Regions from separate parts of the Homo sapiens genome. Here region 2 is linked to region 1. Evidence: chromatin contacts called from ENCODE Hi-C or POLR2A ChIA-PET data. All regions are on one chromosome and are shown on one strand. Each heading gives the region's core, a stretch centred on a gene start or an enhancer-like site at or near the end of the contact. The rest is flanking DNA. Distances are from core to core; before and after follow the strand shown. Region 1 overlaps CCDC186 (coiled-coil domain containing 186). Region 2 overlaps AFAP1L2 (actin filament associated protein 1 like 2).

Region 1 (3,475 bases), core at 632-3,131:
TTCTTTTTTAATATAGGTATTTGTAGTTATAAATTTTCCTCTAAGCATTCCTTTAGATGTGTCTCCTGAGTTGTGGTATATTATGTTTGCATTTTTATTAGTCATCTAGTACTTTCTAATTTCCCTTGCAATTTCTTCTGTGTTTCTTTAGCAGTATGTGGTTTAATTTTCACAAATTTGTGAATTTCCCATATTTCTTTCTGTTACTGAGGTCTCATTCCATTATGGTTGGAGAATATGCTTCATATGATTTTAATCTTTTAAATTTATGGAAGTTTGTTTGTAACCTAGCATATCCTCTGTCATGGAATATTCCATGTGCACTAGATGAAAACGTATACACTGCTGTTCCTGGGTGGAGTGTTGTATAGATGTATTAGATTCCATTGTTTTGTAGTGTTTAAGTCTCCTATTTCTGTGTTAATTTTCTGCCTAATTCTATTTATTATTGAAAGTAGGATAGTGAAGTCTCCAACTATTGTTGACTTATTTTCCCTTTTATTTCTGTTAGTTTTTGCCTCATATATTTTGATGCTACATTCTTAGATGCATATACATTTATCTGTTAGATCTTTCTGATGGCTTGATCTGTTTTATTTTTGTGAGCTATTCTTTATCTCTGGTAACATTCTTAATTTTAGTCTGTTTTTTATGTAAATATAGCCACTCTTCCTTATGATTGCTGTTTGCATTATATATTTTTTTCCACTCTTTTCAGTTTACTTGCATTTTGAACCTAAAATGCCTTCTATAGACAACATATAGTTGAATCTTGTTTCTTTAATTAAGTCTGTTAGTTTCTGCCTTTTGATAGGATTATTAAATCCACTTTCATTTAATATTATTGATGGTGGGATTTATGTCTGCCATATCTTTCGTTTTCCATGTTTCATGTCTTTTTTCTTCCCCTATTCCTCCTTCACTGCCTTCTTTTGCATTAAGTGAATGTTGTCCAATATAACATTTAAATTTCTTTCATGATATTTTCACTATACAGTACAGAGTTCCCCCTTATCTGAGGGGAATTTATTCCAAGATCCTAAGTAGATGCATGAAATTGTCAATAGCACTGAACTCGATTGCCATCAATCAGAATATGTTTCTGTTTATGTCTGCCCCTGACAAGTGAATGCCCTTTTCATCCTTTTTTTTTTTTTTCAGAGACAGGGTCTCATCACTCTGGCTGGCGTACCATGGTGGGATCACAGCTCACTGTAGCCTCAAACTCCTTGGCTCTAGCAATCTTCCTGCCTCAGCCTCCTGAGTAGATGGGACTATAGGCATGCACCACCATGCCCAGCTAATTTTTAAAATTTTTTGTAGAGATTGGGTCTTGCTGTGTTGACCATGCTGGTCTTGAACTCCTGACCTCAGGCAATTCCCTCTCCTCAGCTTTCCAAAGTGCTGGGATTACAGGCATAAGCCACTACCTGGCTCCTTTCCCGTCTTAACAAAGTACTTATGCAGTGTGGCCATAACTTTTGAAGTTTGAGGTGTGACAGCAAAACTAGCATGAATTTCTTTTTTCTTCTTCACAGTTTCATGGATAGAAGATTCATTCTTACTGTAGATCTTAGCAACCTCAGTATATGATTTTTTTCTTTCAAGTCACCATTTCACTTAAAATAAGCACTTTAAAGCCTCTCTTTGGCACATGTGAATTGCCAGCATCACTATTCTTATACTCTGGGGCCACTAATAAGTAAACTCACTTATTAATTAAGGGCTAAGTGTTGCTGCACACAAGCACTGTCGTCCTGCCATAGTCAGTCTGGTAACTGAGATGGCTACTAAGCGACTAACTGGCAGGTAGTGTGTACAATGCAGACATGCTGGACAAAGGGATGACTCACAGTCTCAGTGAGACATAGTGAGACAACACAAGTTTTCATCACACTACTCAGAATGGCATGCAATTGAAAACTTGTGAATTATTTCTGGAAGTTTTTATTTAATATTTTTGAACTGTGGGTGACTGAAGGTTGCTGAAACCATAGAAAGTGAAGCCACAGATAAGGCGGGACTCTACTGTATTTCTTTGTGTTATTCCTTTGTGGATGTTCTAGGGGTTGCCAGATACCTTAACTTAATGGAATCTCCAGATTTTTACTAAATGACAGTGAGATATAGAAACATTGCTAAAAGTTTTTATTTCAATAGCTGAAGTATATTCATTGTATTCTTTATGTTTATTTACTTTGTTTATATTTATTTGCAGTATTGGTGGTGTATTTGGTATAGCTATAAAAATAATTTGGAAATAATTTTCTTTACAGTTAGAATCAAGAATAGAAGAACTTAATAAAGAAGTTAAAGCTTCCAGAGATCAACTAATAGCTCAAGACGTTACAGCTAAAAATGCAGTTCAGCAGTTACACAAAGAGATGGCCCAACGGATGGAACAGGTATTTCTCACATCGTTGTCATTATTAACTTGATATTCTGGTGACTCTTGTTTGTTAAAATAAGCTAACACTGTTAGACTATTTTGGACCTCACTATTGTATTAATACTAGGTGATTCTTTTATATAAAAGTAAGCCATTAGGCCAGACGTGGTGACTCACATCTGTAATCCCAGCACTTTCAGAGGCTGAGGCAGGCAGATTGCCTGAGGTCAGGAGTTTGAGACCAGCCTGGCTAACATGGTGAAACCCCATCTCTACTAAAAATACGAAAAGTTTAGCCAGACGTGGTGGCGCATCCCTGTAGTCCCAGCTACTTGGGAGGCTGAGGCAGGAGAATCACTTGAACCCGGGAGGCGGAGGTTGCAGTGAGCCGAGATTGCACTGCTGCACTCCAGCCTGGGTGACAAAGCAAGACTCTGTCTAAAAAAAAATAGTAAGTCATTAAAAATTCTAAAGCAATATATAAATACATACAGATGAATAAAAAAGTGTATGGAATAAAAATTTTTTTTTTAATCTGTACATATTCTTCCCCTGCCTACAATCCTTTTATATCCCATTCCTTGTTCCATAGCTAATTATTGGTATTTTGATTATGTATCTTACTACATATACATGTACAAGTCACACATGTTTATTTGTACATGGTCATATACTTTTTTCCCCCATTTGATTGGAATGATACTATACATCTTTTTTGTAACCTTTTTTCCCATACTTAATATACCTTGGTAATCTTTTTAAGTTGGTATATATGATCTCAGAAGAGGTAATTTTAAGCAGTGCTTTTTTATTACTTGCCTGAACTCTTTATGGATGACGTCTTTGTCATCTTCATTTCTGTATCCACAAAACCTAGCACAGTATCTGACTAACAATTAGTCTTCACAATGAATTGAATCTGAAAGGGTTAACTCACACCTTCATTATTTGAATGTGATGGATCCCACCCTTTCTACCCCGAAGCTGCTACTGTAGATGGCATTCTGGAAGGACTTTAGGAAACAGATTATCCTCAGCCTTTATTTGGATGATTCTTTAAAACATGCTGACTCCTTGCATTAGAAA
Region 2 (3,475 bases), core at 751-3,250, 150 kb before region 1:
TGGAGGTCCTCATCCAAACTTTGCTCCAATCCTGCCCTCTGGTGGCTGAAAGACCCACATCGCAATTGCTTCCCAGGGTCCAGCTTGTAGCTTATATTCATCCATTCAGAGGTTCCCCATCAACAGACATCTTCTCAGCACAGGAATATGGTGGACAAGAGCAATATGGACTCCGTCCTTGTGGCACTTACATCCTAGTTTGGGAGTGTGATGTTATTCAGCAAATTACCCAGCCAATCGCTGGGCTACAATGGCTGGAAAGAAGTGGGGAGGGTGCTATAGACTTGTACTGGGGTCTGGGTGACAGGCTGGAGCGGGAGGGACAGGGCTTGATCCTAGGAGCAACGGAGCCCTGATGGCTTTCAGGGGAGGGCGGCAAGCTCAGATCGGGGTTTTGAGATGCTTCCTCCAGCTACTGGGGTGGGAGTGGATCGGAGGGGGCAAGAAGGGACCTGCTAGGAAGCTGTCGCAGCTGTCCAGGGCAGAGACGCAGCCTGGACTAGGGGAGGCCCATGAAAAGCTGTATTTAGAATCCAGTTGAAACTAAGTGGGGGCCGGGCATGATGGCCCACGCCTGTAACCCCAGCACTTTGGGAGGCTGAGGCAGGTGGATCACCCGAGGTCAGGAGTTTGAAACCAGCCTGGCCAACATGGTGAAACCCTGTCTCTACTAAAATACAAAAATTAGCTGGGTGTGGTGGTGGGCGCCTGTAGTCCCAGCTACTTGGGAGGCTGACACAGGAGAATTGCTTGAAGCCGGGAGGCAGAGGCTACAGTGAGCCAAGATCCCACCGCTGCACTCCAGCCTGGGCGACAGAACAAGATTCTGTCTTTAAAATAAAAAAAAACTGGGAAAAGGAAACCAACTAAATGTCAAATTCTGCTCATCACGGCCTCTTTGATGAAGAGAATGTAGCAGCAAACGTGATGGAGCTATGGGTTATACCAAAGGGGGCTGATTTTCCTCATCAAAATAAACCTATAGCTTTGATTAAATGGGCAGTTTTTTCTCATTATAAAGGTAAGAAACAGTGTGGACATTTTAATTGAGGTACCCAATGGATGCATTTGATTAGAATGCATTGTCCCCTGGAAAAAAAAATACCAAATTCACTGGGATTTTGATGATGATTTAGCAGCTGAGCTAGTGTAAGGTATTTAAAAGATGTCCCGACTTTACTGAAGCCATGAACAAAATAAATTTGAATGTTGTTATTTCTTGGGGATCCAGGAAGTCTTGTTGTATATGGGATTGGGGGAATGACATGCATTGTTCATAAAATACAAGTGTCAACTTAAAAGACATACAATTTTTTAATCATTTTAAAAACTATTAATTAACAGGTGGTCACTAACAGTTTTTAATAGTGACCACCTGGTGATAAGTTTTCACCTCCTAGAAACACAATGTATATACATCTCATATGGCCCTTGGGACAAAAGTCCACAGCATTATTGAGGTGGCATCAAGATGTCACTGACGACAGGAAATATTATCTGGGGCCACTGGGGGGTGGGATAGGCTGGTGAACAGGAGAAGCACAGCCCCGGGCTGTTACAGAGGCTTTCGTGGGCAGGCTCAGGGGTAGGGGTACGGTCATGGCCTGGTGGGGAGGGGCTGGCACCAGGCAGCACTGCCTGGCCCTGCTTATGTCTCTCTTGGCCTCGTTCCAGGCCAAGTCTTCCGAGGAAATGGGCCACTGGCTGGGTCTCCTGCTCTCTGAGTCAGGCTCCAAGACAGACCCAGAAGAGTTCACCTACGACTATGTGGATGCCGATAGGGTCTCCTGTATTGTGAGTGCGGCCAAAAACTCTCTCTTGTGAGTAATTTGGACCCTTCCTCCGTACACTCTCTTATTCCTGGCCATGCTGTAGGCCCTGGGTCAGCCAGAGTCAGGGGCAGCAGGGAGCACAGGGTCCCACCCCACTCTGCCCAGCAGCAGGAAAATGTGAAGCCAAGGAGTAGCCCTCAGGGAGGCCCGGCCAAGAGCCAGGAGCTGAGCTAAGAGCAAGGAGCCGAGCCAGGCTTCGGGCCCCGGGGGCAGCTTTGGCATCCTCAGAGGCAGTTAGACTCTCCAGCTCCTCCAGGCAGAGCTGTCACCTTTCCTGACCTCCTACTTGTCCTTCTGGTGAATCCCTCACTGGGTCTCCAGCACACCCTGGAGAAAAGCAGGTCAGGGGGTGGTGCTTCTGTTTCCAGATGAGCAAACTAGGGCTGAGGGAGAGGGCGTTCTCTGGTCAGGGTGGTAGAGCCAGTCTCGTGGAAGCCGGCTGAGCCACTGAAACAGAATCAGTTTTCTCATGGACCAAACGGGGATAGTGTCTGGCCTGCGCCACCCCAAGTGTATTGTGAAGATGAAATGAGAAGGGGTTTTTTGTTGTGGTTGCTGGAAGGAGATCCTAGAAGGGAGGAATGGGGGAGAAGATGGCAAAGGGATCCTAGGACGAGGCGTATGGGCAAGGGAAGCTTGTCTTTCTGGGAGGAAAATCTCGAACCAAGAATTTCAGGAAGAAGGCACTGGGAAAAGAGGGAGGAGGTGCCCTCAGATCCATGGAGGTGAGTGTCAGCCCCCAGATCTCTTGTGTGGCCACCACTTTCACGGCAACCACTCCTCACTGGGAATCCTTGGAGTCTGGTGCTTTCACCACCCTGCCCCGGCTGCTTCATGTGTGCCACCTCGCCCTGTTTCCAGACTGATGCAGAGAAAGTTCTCAGAGCCCAACACTTACATCGATGGCCTGCCTAGCCAGGACCGCCAGGAGGAGCTGTATGACGACGTGGACCTGTCAGAGCTCACAGCTGCGGTAAGGACCCGGCCAGGCAGTGGCCTGGGCCTCTCCAGGCCCTCCTCCTACCAACCTCAACACCTGGATGCCAGAGATCATTAGAGTATCCCTGAGATGAGATGAGTGGGTTCTGAGTCACCTACCAGGCCAGTAGTGCAGACACCTAAGTGCAACAAGGCTGTCTCCTATATGTGAGGCTGTGCAGTTTGCTTGGCTTGGGGACTTATCTAGATGAAACACCGGTGAACCCCTCTCGTCAGGGCTAGGGGTGTGGTGGTGGGATTGGGAGTGGAGGTACCAGTAGGCTTCCAGGTCCAAATCGGTTGTTGAGTGGGATGATCACACCGATGGCAACTTCCACGTTTTGGGCACTGAACCCTGTGCTGAGCTGAGGACCTCCTGCAGATGATCTCCTTGAATCCTAACCACCTTATGGGAAGATGCTGCTCTTTTCCTCTTTACAGATGAGGAAATAAGGTTCAGGGAAGTTAAGTGCTCTGTCTGGGTCTTCCACCTCGAGTGACATATCTAGGACTCAGCCAGTGGCCCCCCCAGCAGGGAGGGAGATCTCTTGGAACACTGTGAGATGGGCACCAGAACTGTGAGGCAGGGCTGGTACCCCCTCCACAGCTGAGGGAGTAGAGGTAATGTTGAATGCCCCAGACTCACTCTCTCCTGCAGGTGGAGC

The links. Hi-C counts contacts between places; a loop is a spot of excess contacts on that map. ChIA-PET counts read pairs that join two places held with the same protein, here RNA polymerase II (POLR2A). Pooled maps may share reads with other maps.
Region 2: a loop to region 1 is called in a map of mammary epithelial cell, with 11 times the contacts of the local background. The contact joins two enhancer-like sites. A Hi-C loop is called at or near these places in 1 of 168 maps with a recorded cell type or tissue (mammary epithelial cell) and 1 of 50 pooled maps. POLR2A ChIA-PET finds 5 or more read pairs at or near these places in 3 of 52 experiments (AG04450, GM12878 and K562).

What each region holds. Positions count from the first base shown.
Region 1 is chr10:114,150,022-114,153,496 of GRCh38, reverse strand. CCDC186 (coiled-coil domain containing 186) reads left to right here. Exons shown (of 16, transcript NM_018017.4): 4 at 2,277-2,405. Among named protein-coding and RNA genes, the nearest start is that of MIR2110, 22 kb to the left of the region's middle. Within about 2 kb of position 1,881, at least 2 of the 41 ENCODE cell types and tissues checked have a DNase peak (open chromatin) inside an H3K27ac peak, as active enhancers do.
Region 2 is chr10:114,300,684-114,304,158 of GRCh38, reverse strand. AFAP1L2 (actin filament associated protein 1 like 2) reads left to right here. Exons shown (of 19, transcript NM_001001936.3): 12 at 1,675-1,820; 13 at 2,694-2,805; 14 at 3,469-3,475. Among named protein-coding and RNA genes, the nearest start is that of VWA2, 63 kb to the right of the region's middle. Within about 2 kb of position 2,000, at least 6 of the 41 ENCODE cell types and tissues checked have a DNase peak (open chromatin) inside an H3K27ac peak, as active enhancers do.